Regions from separate parts of the Homo sapiens genome. Here region 2 is linked to region 1. A link is an interaction called in ENCODE POLR2A ChIA-PET data of the cell type or tissue named here. Cell type or tissue: PC-9. All regions are shown on one strand. Each heading gives the region's core, and the rest is flanking DNA. Links, peaks and the distances in the headings are about the cores only. Region 1 overlaps GREB1L (GREB1 like retinoic acid receptor coactivator). Region 2 overlaps GREB1L (GREB1 like retinoic acid receptor coactivator).

Region 1 (7,675 bases), core at 1,506-5,505:
CTGTATCCTCTGTAAAACTGCAATGATAAAATATTTCTGATAAAGTCCCTGATCAAGTTTATTTTCAGATAAGAAATCAGAAAACAAACAAATGACAATATGGCTGGGCAAGGTGGCTCACGCCTATAATCCCCGCACTTTGGGAGGCCCAGGCGGGTGGATCACCTGAGGTCGGGAGTTTGAGACCAGCCTGGCCAACATTTTCACCTTTAGTAGAGGCGAAACCCAGCCTCTACTAAAAGTACAAAAATTAGCCAGGCATGGTGGCATGCAACTACATGGGAGGCTGAGGCAGGAGAATCGCTTGAACCCAGGAGGCAGAGGTTGCAGTGAGCCGAGATCGCGCCACTGCACTCCCGCCTGAGCCACAGAGAGAGACTCCGTCTCAAAAACAAAAAACACTGGCCAGGTGGGGTGCAGCTCACGCCTATAATCCCAGCACTTTGGGAGGCTGAGGCAGGCAGATTGCTTGAGGTCAGGAGTTGAGACCAGCCTGGCCAACATGATGAAACCCCATCTCTACTAAAAATACAAAACTAGGCTGAGCGTGGTGGTGCACGCTCGTAATCTCAGCTACTCAGGAGGCAGAAGAATCACTTGAACCCAGGAGGCGGAGCTTGCAGTGAGCAGAGATTGTGCCACTGCACTCCAGCCTGAGTGACAGAGCAAGACTCTGTCTCAAAAAACAATGACAAAAAACAAAAACAGAAACAAATGACAATACATGTTTCACTTCCTGAGATTTCCTTTCCTTTCCCCTTTCCTTTCCTTTCTGACACTATCCACCTGGAGATATTCCTGAGATTTTCTTTAAAAAAAAAAAAAAAAAGTAAGCTAAATTCATTGATTAATAGCAAGATTCTTCTAGTTTCAGGTGCTTGGAGATCCCTGTTCCTTTGTTATCTTAGCTATTTTTGTGAGGTTGTCTTCCTAAATGTCAGTAAACAGTCTCAAATTGTTTTGAAATAGATAGGATAAAATATGTCCAAAATATGCTCTGTTTTGGTGGTTGATGGAGAGGATAGTCCCTCTGTGAGACTTTCTAAAAGGCAGGCACCAAAGGACCAAAGGGTCCCACGTTCTATGCATCTTTCCAAAGCTTAGTGGCACTATGTTAATGTTCAAAAAGAGCTTCCTAATCTATACAGCATTTAAGCAACTGGGATCCCCTCAGTACCTACAGATCTAGGATTAGCAGATAAAGCAACCAGGTAAAGGACATGACTCCAAGCAAAACCATCCAATTAGGCAGGCTCAGGCCAACCCAAAAAGCAAATAACACTGCATGTAAACACACCCTAAAGATGTGGGGAACTTAAACACCCTATCTATTTTGTCCTTAAGGTAGAGCAAGCAGTCTCCTTCTGGCCTAGGCCAGCCCTAAACCAAGGAGTCTCCTGAAATGGGTATGAAAAGCACTAAGTTAGTCCTGGAATGTAGGGACCCCTAAATGTCTATACCTCCACTTGTAGACCACCTGGAAGGACTCAGCCTCCTCAAAGATGCTAAGGTTCAGACCTGCAACTGTAGGGCCTCTTGGTTCTCTTGAGTAGGGTCTTTCAGCTGGCTTGGCTTGTTTCATTTCTTTGTGGTTTGGCTCCCTTTGACTGGAATGTCTCCTCCCTGACCTTGTCCACTTTGACCAACCTTCAGGACCCAGCTTAACCAACACCTCTGGGAAGTCTTCTCAGATCCCTCCAGGCAGAGGTAAGCCCTCTCTCAGAGCTCTGAGTTCTGGTTGCTCCTGGTTGTGAACCTCTAAGGAGCTCACATGTCACAGTGTGCTATAATGGTATCGCCCATGTGTTGTAATGCTTATTTACCAACGCTGGTGGCTCATGCGAGGTGAGACTCCCCCACTAAACAGTGCTCCTTGAGGGCAAAAAGACTTTGCCTTATCCTCAGCTCCTAATCACATGTTTAATATAGCATGAAAGAGCTGACCAATAAAAGCTGACAGAATCAACAGATGGATGAATATCTTCATGAATACATGAAAAAACACAATGAAATGGAAAAACACTCCTAGATTCCAGCAGACACAGGCAACTTGGAATTCCATTACCTTACCTATCAGAATTACTGGTCTAACTCCTGAGTTACTCAGCAGGTTTTCAGGAACAATTACAGTTTCCCCTGCAGGAATGGGCCTGGGTTGTAAAATTCCAGTTAGTGGGGTCTGTGGAACTGGGGCAGATAAAAGGGGCTCTGGAAAAAAAAAAGTTTGACAAGAAAGATGGCGTGAAAACTAAATGAAATACAATAGAAAGCAATGCAGTTTTAATACTTTTAACAGAGAAGCATTAGAAATCTAATGGTTTGTTGTGTTTTTCATTAGGTTTATTGTGTAAAGTGATAAGTGAAAAAAACAAAAGGAGAAAAAAAATTAACCATAATCATAACATGTGGCTACAACTACTATTTAGCATTTTGCTGATTTTCCTTCCAGTTGTTTTTTCCATATGCAATATTTTGGATCCTGTTTGGTATCTTAGCTTTCCCCCCAAGATTATCAAAGGCATATATCTGTTCATTACATACATTTTGAAAGGTATAGAAAAGTGTGAAGAAGGATGAACTCATCATTAACCAGTACTACCTACAAGCAACCATAGTGACAGACTGGCATAATTATTTGTGTATATAAGATGTCTATGTAGTCTTTAAAACTATTTATTTAAACAAACATTTAAATAACTCATTTATGTCTTAAAACCAGTATATTTACAATTGTCTGTGGTTTGTTCAGCAAGGTAGACAAATGTTTGAACTGTGGATACCAAATGGCTACAGTTAGGTGTTCTGAAAGAGAGCCAGTTGGTTTTGGTTTTTCAGGTTTCTAGCCACAGACTGAACCATCCAGGTCAGAAATAATAAGCGTGGGTCACATAAAGAACCAGATAACAGCAGGGAAAATCTAACACCACTACTAGCAAAACAAGTCCATATATGCTCTATGATGGTGGGTTGGTAGCATTGTGTCCCATATAACGAATGGCTTTTCAATGCTATGGGTTGAAATTAAGCCAAAGGTTGAATTCAGATCAGTTGTAATGATCTTGTGCATGTAGGGAAGGCAAATGTGATCGGGACAAAACATTAGCTACTATCAATATCCTCATATAACTCATTGTCAAGAATTCAGGGAAAGAATGGAAGTAGAAGATATCTCTGCTAATTAAAAACACACTTACAATCCATCTTCTGTTAAAATCTTACCCGTTCTTGAAAGAGGGCGAACTGTAGGGACAGGTACAACTAAGCCAGGTTGGGGGAGAGGTGACCCAGGATACCATCCCCGGTGTCGTTTCTTTGGTGGCCCAGAAATGAACATGGTAGCTGAAGACAAACAAAAAAACAAAAAAAAGAGATAGTCTTGTTCTCAGCCATGTGGAAGAAAGGAAAGAACGCCAGAGTAATATAAGTAATACAGAACCTTTAATTTGATTATACTCAGAAAGTCTAAATCACTCCTTTAGAGGTAAAGTTTAAAAAAAAGCCACATTAGTAACCTAACATTACAATAACAGCCACTTAACATCTGTATGTTGTTTTACAGTTCCCAAGTTTATGTAGGTTATTTCATTTGATTCTACCCACAACCTTGTGGAGTTGTAGGGCAAATATTGTTGTTATACCCATTTTGTAAAAGGAGAAAGGAAAGTTCAGATTTGTTCAGGATCACACAACAGAGAACTTTGAATCCTGTACTTTAATCAGCTAAACCCATGGTTTTTCAAGACACTTCCTTATACATTTGTTTCAACATTATTTCCCAGTTAGGTCATCCACATAGAATCCCAAGATATTTACTCATTACTGTTCACACCAATTACAAACTTTCAAAACACTGTATGACGAACTGAGAAAAAACTCTAGAGTGTGTTGCCAGATAATTCATTACAAAATCTGGAGCACTTGTAACCACTGGTAAGTGCATTATTACAAAACTCTACGACAGGCATTGTACCTTGATCTCCTGATGCATAGCTAGGTCGTGGTGACAAAGAGTAATTCCCTGTGTGGGCTGGAGTGGAGCTGGATGCACTGCCCTTCCCTCCATGGCTACTGTTTCCATTAGCAGCATCTGTAGAACACAAGGAGAGGAGTGCTCAGAACAGAGGCTGGGCGGGGCACTGCTTTCTGGGATGCTGGAACCATCTGATAGACCTCACACTCTAGGATTCCAAGAAACCTCACGGATAGGACTCAGTCCAGTTATACAAAACCAACTGCAACTGTCAGAGGAAGATCTTCATTAAAATTAAATGTCACTTAGAAACAATTTCCTAGGACCCCAAGAGATCTTCTGGAATCAGTTTCAGTGAAGTCTTTGGAGATGATGGGTGGGAGGAAGGGAAAAAAATTCTTATATACACTTTCTTAACTTTGCATCATGGAAAGTTTCAAACATATAGAAAAGTAGAGAGAATAGGATAATAAACATCTACATACCCACCATCCAATTTCAACATTTACCAACACAGCCCATCTTGCTTTATCTATACCCTTACCTCCGTCCCCTCCACATACACACATGCATGCTGTGAATTATTTTGAAGCAAACCCATATCATTTTTGTACATAAATACTTCTATGTGCTTCTTTCTTTCTTTTCTTTTCTTTTCTTTTTTTTTTTTTTTTTTTGAGACAGAGTCTCACTCTGTCGCCCAGGCTGGAGTGCAGTGGTGCGATCTTGGCTCACTGCAAGCTCCGTCTCCCAGGTTCATGCCATTCTCCTGCCTCAGCCTCCCGAGTAGCTGGGACTACAGGCGCCCACCACCATGCCCGGCTAATTTTTTGTATTTTTTTTAGTAGAGATGGGGTTTCACCGTGTTAGCCAGGATGGTCTCGATCTCCTGACCTCATGATCCGCCCGCCTCGGCCTCCCAAAGTGCTGCGATTACAGGCATGAGCCACCGTGCCAGGCCTTTTTTTTTTGAGACAAGGTCTCACTGTCACCCAGGCTAGAGTGCAGTGGCGGGCTCAGAGCTCACTGCAGCTTTGAATTCCTAGGCTTGAACGATTCTCCTGCTTCAGCCTCTCAAATAGCTGGGACTATAGGAGTGTGCCACCACACCTGGCTAATTTTTAAGATTTTTTTTTTAAGAGAGAGCATCTTGCTATGTTGTCCAGACTGGTCTCGAACTCCTGGCCTCAAGCAATCCTTCCACCTTGGCTTCCCAAAGTGTTGGGATTACAGGTGTGAGCCACCACACATGGTCTTATGTATGAGTTTCTAAAAGAAAAAGACTCTTTTAAAAATAACTGTAATATCATTGCTATACTTAAAATTAGCAGTGATTAATACTTTCTTTTTTTCTTCTTCTTCTTTGAAACAGGGTCTCACTCCATCATCCAGGCTGGAGTGTGGTGGTGCAATCACAGCTCGCTGCAGTCTTGACTTCTGGGCTCAGGCGGTCCTCCCACCTCAGCCTGCCAAGTAGCTGGGGCTACAGGCATGTATCACCATACCTGGCTAATTTTTGTATTTTTTTCTGTAGAGACAGGGTTTCCCAGGCTGGTCTTGGACTCCTGGGTTCAAGTGATCTACCCTCCTCAGCCTCCCAAAGTGCTGAAATTATAGGCATGAGCCTATAATAAACATCTACATACCCACCATCCAATTTCAACATTTACCAACACAGCCCATCTTGCTTGATGGCATGAGCCACCGCATATAGCCAATAATTTCTTAATATCATAAAATATCCTATTAGTATTCAAAAATTTCCCCAACTATCTTTTAATTATCTGTTAAAAAATATTTTTTTAAAACAGTTGGCTTGTTCAAATTGGAACTCAAAAAAGATGCACATACTGAATTTAGTGGCTACGTCCCTGAAACCTCTTTTAATCTATAAGATGTCCTTCCTTTTCTTTCTTACAATTAATTTGCTGAAAACCTGGCAGAATTTTCCATTTTCTAGATTTTGCTGATTATATACCTGTGGTGTCACTTATTCTCTTGTCCCCTGTATTTCTAATAAACTAATTATTAGATATAGAGGTTTGATCAAATTCAGGTTTTTTTTTTGGCAAGAGTTATAAGTACTGTGGTATACAGTACTTCCATCAGGAGGCACATAAGCCAGTTTTCTCTCTTCTTATGATATTAAGATTGATTAGTAGGTTCAAAAGTTGTCAGCATAATCCTTGGCATTATAAAGTTGTTCAGCCTTTCATCTGATCGCTTTAGTAACCATGATGATTACTGATCTATTACTTGATTCTTTTAATGCTGTAAAAACTTGATTCCATTGTTCAAAGTCTGTAATCCAACCAGAAGATAGATCCTGCAAGAATTGTTGGACCTGAGTAAGAACAAAAGTGGGCTGTGTAAAGTATGATGCCTAACTGTTGAAAAATTTCCAAAAATGGCCAGGCACAATGGCTCACACCTATAATCTCAGCAATTTGGGAGGTTATGGCAGTAGGATCACTTGAGCCCCGGAGTTTGAAACCAGCTTGGGCAACATGGGGAAACACTGTCTCTACAATTAAGAAAGAAAGAAAAAAGAAAAGTTTCCAAAAATGACAGGCTCTCTTTATGCTCATTCTTCTACTTCTCTTAAAATTTCTTCTACCACTAAACTTGGCTGGGTGCCATGGGTCATGCCTGTAATCCCAGCACTTTGGGTGACTGAGGCTGGCTGATCACTTGACTCCAGGAGTTTGAGACTAGCCTAGACAACATAGCGAAACCTTGTCTGTACAAAAAATGCAAAAATTAGCTGGGCACGGCAGCATGTGCCTATAGTCCCAGCTACTTGGGAGGCTGAGGTGGGAGGGTTGCTTAAGCCTGGGAGGTTGAGGCTGCAGTGAGCTGAGATCGCACCAGTGTACTCCAGCCTGGGTGACAGAGAGATACCCTGTTTCAGAAAAAGAAAACACACACACACACACACACACACACACACACACACACACACACACACCACTGAACTTTTCTGGGATTCTATCTTTATGTTTTTGAGATAGATTCTCATTCTGTCACCCAAGCTGAAGTGCAGTGGCACAAACATGGCTCACTGCAGCCTTGACTTCCCAGGCTCAAGCCATCCTCCCGCCTCAGCCTCCTGTGTAGCTGGGGCCACAGGTGCACATAACCACACCCAGCTAATTTTTTTATCTTTTGTAGAGACAAGGTCTCACTTTGTAACCTGGGCTGGTCTGGAACTCTTGGTCTCAAATGATCCTCCTGCCTTGGCCTCCCAAAGTGATGGGTTTACAGGCGTCACTGTGCCTGGATGAAGCCTATCTTTTGTTCACAGCTTGCCTCAGCCTACATCTCTCCTTGGCTTATAGTATTTACCCTGATGACTTTAACTATATGTTGGTGGCTCTACTCTATACCATCAGTCCTGAATTATCCCTATGATAAATTAAATGGCTGTTGAACAGCTCCACATGGATGTCTTATAGGAATCTCAAACTCAGCATTTCTAAAATTGAACTCTCAATCTCCCACTGGAGAACCTGATCCTCCTTCTGTATCCCTGTCTCAGATGATGGCAATCACCATAAGCCCAGAAAGATGAATGTCTATTGAGACCCCTTCTTCTCCTTGATGCTCACGTTAATCAGCTAATTCCTGCTAGTTTCACTTCCCGAGTAGTTCTCTAATTTGTCCTCTCTTCTGCAACCTGTTATCATTCTAGCCAAGGACCTCATC
Region 2 (7,675 bases), core at 2,247-6,246, 61 kb before region 1:
GGCCTCCCTCTTCCCCATGTGTCAGAGAGAATGGCTTTTATGGGACGTAGAGCCCAGATGGGTGGACAAAGGCATTTCTGAAAAATGAGCTCCCCTGTCCCAGTAGAGGAGGCAGAATTGTTCACACCCATGCTGAGAGGAACATTTGCCCTCACTGGCCCCCAGCATTCGTCTCTGCAGACCCAATTCACAAACTCTGGCATCTGTAAGATAACCTAGTCTCCACCAGGCCAAATTTCCTTAAAAGTTTAATTTTGGATGATCTTATTTCTGTCTTGAGATTTTAACTGTGGGGTGTTAATATACTGACACCCAAGAGATTTTAGGATGCACTGAGCAAGATTCCCAATGTCTTCCGCACGTTACAATCAGCTGGGAGCTGGTAAAAATTCCCACACTCAGGCCACACATCCCAGAATAGTTCAGTCAGAATGTCTGACTGCCCAGGATCCAGTCATATTGTTTAAGGCGCCTCAGAGTGTTCCAATATGCAGTCACGGTTGAGAGCCAGTAGACCTGGGTGTGAATCCTGGCCCTACCCCTTACAGCGTCACACCTTCAGGCACTGTACTTAACCCTGAGTCCCCAGATTATAGTAAGCATTAATGCAGCCTCAACCACCTGGGATCAAATGATCCTCCCACCTCAGCCTCCTGAGTAGCTGGGACTACAGGCACGTGCCACCATGCCCAGCTAACGTTTTTGTAGAGGCAGGGTCTTACTGTATTGCCTAAGCTGGTCTTGAACTGCTGGGCTCAAGCAATCATCCTGCCTCAGCCTCCCAAAGTGCTGGAACCGCAGGTGTAAGCCACCATACCAGACCCTTTTCTTTTTGTTTTTGGAGACAGGGTCTCACTCTGTCACTCAGGCTAGAATGCAGTGATGCAATGTAAGCTCACTGCAACCTTGAACTCCTGGGCTCAAGGAATCCTTCCACTGCAGCTTCCTGAGTAGCTAGGATTGCAGGCGTGTACCATCACACCTGGCTAGAGTTTTAAAATTTTTGTGAGAGATGGGGTCTCCCTGCTGCTCAGGCTGATCTCAGACTTCTAGCCTCAAGCCATCTTCCCACCTTGGCCTCCCAAAGCACAGGGGATTACAGGTGTGAGCCACCCTGCCCAGCCAGAGATGGTACATTTAAAGTGCCAAGACACGCTGGACATGGTGGCTCACACCTGTAATCTCAGCATTTTGGGAGGCCGAGGCAGGCAGATCATTTGAGGTCAGGAATTCGAGACCAGCCTGGCCAACCCTGTCTCTACCAAAAATACCAAAATTAGCTGGGTGTGGTGGCACATGCCTGTAGTCCAGCTACTCAGGAGGCTAAGAATCACTTGAACCCCTGAGACGGAGGTTGCAGTGAGTTGAGATCGTGCCACTGCACTCCAGCCTGTGTGACAGAGTAAGAGTCTATCTCAAAAAATAAATAAATAAATAAAATAAAGTGCCTAGACAGTTGCAGGCACACAGCTGGTGTCTAACAGATATTTTTTATGATTGGCCAGGTGCAGTGGCTCACACCTGTAATCCCAGCATTTTAGGAGGCCGAGGTGGGTGGATCCCCTAAGGCTAGGAGTTCGAGACCAGTCTGGCCAAAGTGGTGAAACCCTGTCTTTACTAAAAATACAAAAAACTAGCTGGGTGTGGTGGTGCATGCCTTTAATCCCAGCTACTTGGGAGGCTGAGGCAGGAGAATCGCCTGAACCTGGGAAGCAGAGGTTGCAGTGAGCCAAGATCGCACCACTGCACTCCAGCCTGGGTGACAGAGCAAGACTCCATCTCAAAAATAATAATAATAATAATAATGATAATAAAGTGCCAAGACAGTTGCAGGCACGCAGCTGGTGTCTAACATTATATTTTTTATTAGTGGCCAGGTGCAGTGGCTCACACCTGTAATCCCAGCACTTTGGGAGGCCGAGGTGGGTGGATCACATGAGGTCAGAGTTTGAGACCAGGCTGGCCAAGATGGTGAAACCTCACCTCTACTAAAAATACAAAAATTAGCTGGGCATGATGGCGTGAGCCTGTAATCCCAGCTACACAGGAGGCTGAGGCAGGAGAACTGCTTGAACCCAGGAGGCAGAGGTTGCAGTGAGCCGAGATCATACCACTGCACTCCAGCCTGGACGACAGAAACTCCATCTTAAAATATATATTTTTTTATTATTAATAATAATAAAATGTATAAGATGAAAAAGTAGCTTAAGACAACTTTCAAAGGGAGAAAAGAAACTTTCCAAAAAAGGCTAAAGATTGGAGGTACAGCTAATATCTTTTTAACACATATAATACATTTATTTTTATATCCCTGAACTAAAGTCTGCACTTTCAAGCCTAGTTTAGTTTTTAAAAAGGTGTCATTGTGCCTCTTGAGAGCACCATTGCATTAACCTGCACTAAAATGAGGGAGAAGGGAGAAAGCCAAACTAACAGTGTTTCTTACTACAAAGGTCAAACAGGCTGTAGCAGACTCTCACAGCTCACCGGCACAGAGTAAGAGTCAAGATCACTGTAGCATGATCTGAGGAAAAAAATCAAAGGCATCACTCTGCTGTGGTGCCAGCGAGCCTGGCGGGAGAGCTGGCAGAAGGGCAGGCCTCGACTCCCGGTCTGCTTGGCTCTGGCTTTGCCCTTCTGGCTCAGCTCTTTCTGGGGGCCTTGGGGTGTTTTGAGGCCAACCTGGTGGGCCCGACGATCTAGTGCAGCTTAGCTGGGAAAAAAACAAGGAGATGTAGATGGGAAGATGAATTCGTGTGTGTGTCTAAAAACATGTATGTGAATTGATGAGAAATGGAAACAGGCCTGAAGCCATAAAAAAGTGGTTAAATATGGCTGATTTTACCTACTCTTGCTCGGCCCTAAACTAGTTTCTTGGGCTGGTCATGGAACAGGTTCAGCTATTTAGGTAAAACAAGTGAGGTGAGATCTCCAAGAGCTAATTTGGTAGATGATGCCAAGGGCTTTCCCTATTCCAGACTCATCTTTGAGAGGCTTGAGAGGAACTTCCGCCTGGTTGCCTCTACTTCCTCCCCACAGTTCCCTGCCAGCACAGTCAAATTGGTGGGAGGTGTGAAGCCACAGTTTTGAGCCACACTATTCTTCTTCTTCTTTTTTTTTTTTTTTGAGACAGAGTCTCGCTCTGTCGTCCAGGCTGGAGTGCAGTGGCGTGATCTCAACTCACTGCAAACTCCGCCTCCCGGGTTCAAACAATTCTGTGCCTCAGCCTCCCAAGTAGCTGGGATAACAGGCACCCGCCATCACCCCCGGCTAATTTTTGTATTTTTAGTAGAGACAGGGTTTCACCATGTTGGTCTCGAACTCCTGACCTCAGGTGATCCGCCCGCCTTGGCCTCCCAAAGTGCTGGGATTACAGGCGTGAGCTACTGCACCGTGCCAGTGCCGAGCCGAGCCACACTGCTCTTAGCGGCAGAGTGGAATCAACTCCCTGGTGCCAGCTGGGGAAGACAGCTGGAGTGGTCTTGGTATGCCCACTGGCTTCCACAGCCCTATCAAGCACCTGCCCTTGTGTCTCAGTGCCGATGTTTTGTTCATAGTGCCAGCATTCAGTTCTACACATAGAAGTTTTCATCTCATTATAGTAATCCCGTGCCTTCACTCAGAGCCTATGGGTAAAATATAAGACATACTCTGACCAATCAACAAAGGACTAGTATCCAGAATACAAATATGCCCTGGATCCTGAAGCAGTTGAATACTACAACTCGAATTTTACAATAGTTAACCATCTAGGCAATTAATCTACCTAAAAAGCCTTTATAAAACACTTTTTTGCAGCCATAAAAAAGAATGAGTTCATGTCCTTTGCAGGCACATGGATGAAACTGGAAGCCATCATTCTCAGCAAACTAACACAGGAACAGAAAACCAAACACAGCATGTTCTCACTCACAGGTGGGAGCTGAACAATGAGAACACATGGACACAGGATGGGTGAGGGGCAAGAGGAGGGAGAGTATTAGGACAAATACCTAATGCATGCGGGGCTTAAAACGTAGATGACGGGTTGGTAGGTGCAGCAAACCACCATGGCACACGTATACAGCTGTGTAACAAACCTGCACATTCAGCACATGTATCCCAGAACTTAAATTAAAAAAAAAAAAACAGCCCAAAAACCAAAACGCCTTTTTGCCCAGCACCTCGCAGGACATTGTAAAGAGGCTAAAAGTAGAATACACCATCCCTGACCTCAATGAGCTAAAAAAGGCTACAGTTTACTCAGAACTATTTGCCGGGCACATTCTTTTTTTTCATTTCTTTCTTTCTTTCTTTTTTTTTTTTTTTTTGAGACAAAGTCTCACTCCATCACCTAGGATGGAGTATAGTGATGTGATCTTGGCTCACTGCAACCCGCCTCCTGGGTTCAAGTGATTCTCCTGCCTCAGCCTCCTGAGTAGCTGGAATTACAGGTGTGCACAACCATGCTTGGCTAATTTTTATATTTTCAGTAGAGATGGGGTTTCACCATATTGCCCAGGCTGGTCTTGAACTCCCCATCTCAGGTGATCCACCCGCCTTGACCTCCCAAAGTGCTGAAATTACAGGCGTGAGCCGCCATGCCTGGCCTTGGGCACATTATCTTTAGCCTCCCAATAACTCTGCAGGTTAGGTACTGTAGAAATCCCAGAAGCCAAAAGCAAGTTCCCGGGATTTGCAATTCAATGTCTTTGTCTCTTGCCCCTCTGCCCACTCCCTGGGCTCAGCACTCACCGGTGTTGATCTCCTCCTCATCATACACGTCCACCTCCAGGAGCCTGATGAGCATGCGGAAGAGGATCCTGAGGAACTGTAAATAGGAGCCCGTCTTTCCCACCTAATGGAAAGATTTTTAATTGGGGAGGAGTGGAGGCGGGAAAGAGAGGGGAAGAAAAGAGAAAAGAGATTTCACACCTTGGCTCTGCAGTGTCTCCTGCCTGAGAGGCCTGAATGAGGTCCTCACTGCTCTGTCACACCTGCTCCACCCCCAAGAGGTTTTCTGGCTTCTACTTCTTGAGGAAGACGCGCCAACCCCAGCCTAAGAAACGGCCCCGGCTGGCTTGGCCCTACCTGTGGGGGCCCTGTCAGCAGGAGCCGTCGGGGGTGGAAGTTTCGGGTGCCAGAGGCCGGGTCCAGCTGGTTGCTATAGTCAGCGTGGTGCTGCCGGGCCAAGGTCCACTGCCTGTAGTAGAGGGACTGCTCCTCACTGCTCATGTCCTTGTTCAGGAGTGGCCGCAGGGAGCTCACCCAGGCCACGTCGGCGTGGGGCAGCAGGGAGGAGGAGGATGGCAGCTTGCCACTCTTCTGGGAGCCCAGGAGACTGTAGGCCGCTTTGGATAGGATCACCACTGGTGGCAGGGCTGCCTGTGGGCCCCGGCAGCCTCTGATGGGCTGTCCCGGCCATGGGAGGGTCCTGGGTCCTGAGGATGATGATGACGGCTTGGAGGTGGTGCTGCTCGCCATCTGGGGGCCCAGGGAGTCACATTCCTGCTTCAGAGTCTCCCCGGCTCCGGCTCCAGCTGAGCTGGCGGAGACCCCTTCATCCAGCCCCAAGCTGGTGGCTGGGCTCTGAAAGCTGGGGGTCAGGGACTGCTTCTGGGACTTGTCAGCTGTGCTGGAAGAGCTCACTCCATTCTCCATGATGGAACCTGTGAGAGAACAGACAGAACCCACCCCACAGCAGCTCTGTTACTGATCTAGGGTGTGGAAGCAGACAAAGGCCAGGAAAGCAGTGGACACTGGGCTCGGCTCCGCGGCTGCAGACCCTGAGCAAGAAATCTTCTCTTTGCCGCTCTCCACATTGCTCCGTGTTGCTTCCTTGCCCTGGCTTCTCAGTTGGTTTGGCCAATGGCAGCCACCAGCAGGAGATGGGGTGCTTCTTCTGTGGCTTCCCCCTGCATGGTCTTCAGGGGTGAACCACCTTTCTCTACTGTGGGCTGCGGCTCAGGTCTGGAGAGGTGCTCCCACCCCTCCCTGTGTCAGGCCCACGGTGGCCAGGGCTCCCTGGGGTTAACCACCCCCCAGCACAGCACACCTCTTGCTCCTTTTCCAAGTTCTGTTCACATCTTAGTAAATAGTCCCTCTACTAAACGCTCCTCAAATGACCTGGTTTGGGTCTGCCCTCTGATTCCTCCCAGGACCCCACCCAAAACAGGCTCCACATTCAAGTCCTGTCCTGGCAGCACTGGCTTCCTTCTAGGGACTGAGGGCCTCATGCCTCTGGCTTCAGATCAGCTCCCCAGACTGCAACCCCTTCCATGGACTCCGAAGCTAGGGTGGGGGATGCCCTGCGCGAAGTGGGACATAGGCGTATGCGACTCCAAGGCCGGTGGCTTTTCCCTAAAGTAGCCCCACATATTTGACCAGTTCCTTTCAAGTGTGTTTGTCCTCCTAACAGACCAGCCACTCTTTGGTTTAAAGACAAACCAAAAGCTCAACTAAAGGCCCTCTCTGAGCTCGGCTTGTTGCTGCCCAGACAGGGAGGTCGAATCCCAACCTTGGGAGATCCTGAATGAACAGCCATCAACAAGACATGATTAAAACCCGCCCCTTCACTTGCTCAGCTGCCTGTGTCTCTCTGCCTTGGGGGAGAGCTTGCCTTCTCCCCGCAGCACTGTGCATTCTGGGCAGTGAACCTCCCCGTCACCCTCTGAGTCAGCCATGGCTGGGGTCCCTGTGCTCTGTGTCATGAGCATGGCCTGTAGGGAGGGACACAGTAGCCAAGGGCAAACCACCTTTGTGAGTTCAGCAGAGCAAGGCCAGGGAAGCGCTCACTTTGTGGGGCAGCTCAAGTGAGGGAGAGGAAGGAGTGGGACGGAAGAACCACAGGAAGGAAGACAGGCTGTGCTCCTCCTCCTCATGCTGGTATCCAAAAGCTTCCAGGTGTTATCCCCCACCCCCCTTCTGTGAACCTTTACTATCCTTCAAACCCCTTGACTCTATTCTGAAACTGCTCTCAGAGAGAAAACTGGGGAGCCTGTTGCGATGGGGTTGAGGCAGGCAGAGTGGTCCACATGGTCAGCCCTAACCCCTGGCTGGGGGAGCAGGGCAGCTCCAGCAACTCCAGGCTGAGGGTCACTATCAACAGCAAACCCCACAGACCCCTCCTCTTCTGTTCCTGCCCAGAGCCATCCAGCAGCTGCTGCCAGAATGGACAGGAAGACCAGTGCTGCTTTTGGACAAAATTATGGTGTGTTCGCATGTATGTGTCAGAGTGATGGAAGGATCTCAATGATAGCTCAAAAAAAGGGTGAGAGGCTGGGCGCGGTGGCTCACGTCTGTAATCCCAGCACTTTGGGAGGCTGAGGCGGGTGGATCACCTGAGGTCATGGGATCGAGACCAGCCTGGCCAACATGGTGAAACCTCATCTCTACTAAAAATACAAAAGTTAGCTTGGTGCGGTGGCGGGTGCCTGTAATCCCAGCTACTCAGGAGGCTGAGGCAGGAGAATCGCTTGAACCTGGGAGCTGGAGGTTGCAGTGAGCTGAGATCGTGCCACTGCACTCTAGCCTGGGGGACAAGAGCGAAACTCCATCTCAAAAAAAAAAAAAAAAAGGGGGGGGGGTGGTGAGGGGAGAAGGAGGGGCATGTGACCCAACATTAAGAGTGATTACTTCTGGAAGTGGGCGTGTGTTTCATTTTTAATCTCAGAATTCTCTGTACTTTGTTACATTC

The links. ChIA-PET counts read pairs that join two places held together with the same protein. Peaks named below come from ENCODE experiments on the same cell type or tissue, not always from the same donor. Only the 100,000 strongest peaks of a DNase experiment are listed, where the experiment ranks them.
Region 2: POLR2A ChIA-PET joins it to region 1 with 7 read pairs; 3 of 35 experiments call an interaction of 5 or more read pairs at or near these places.

The regions. Positions count from the first base shown.
Region 1 is chr18:21,435,933-21,443,607 of GRCh38, reverse strand. GREB1L (GREB1 like retinoic acid receptor coactivator) reads right to left here. Exons shown (of 33, transcript NM_001142966.3): 8 at 3,971-4,087; 9 at 3,220-3,339; 10 at 2,071-2,208. The region is part of intron 1 of GREB1L-AS1 (GREB1L antisense RNA 1); the gene reads left to right. Among named protein-coding and RNA genes, the nearest start is that of GREB1L-AS1, 11 kb to the left of the region's middle. In PC-9, for the core only: no CTCF peak of the experiment used is centred there; a DNase peak (open chromatin) is centred at 3,877; H3K27ac peaks cover 3,167 bases.
Region 2 is chr18:21,497,702-21,505,376 of GRCh38, reverse strand. It overlaps GREB1L (GREB1 like retinoic acid receptor coactivator), which reads right to left. Exons shown (of 33, transcript NM_001142966.3): 22 at 5,071-5,648; 23 at 4,735-4,837. Among named protein-coding and RNA genes, the nearest start is that of GREB1L-AS1, 50 kb to the right of the region's middle. In PC-9, for the core only: no CTCF peak of the experiment used is centred there; no DNase peak of the experiment used is centred there.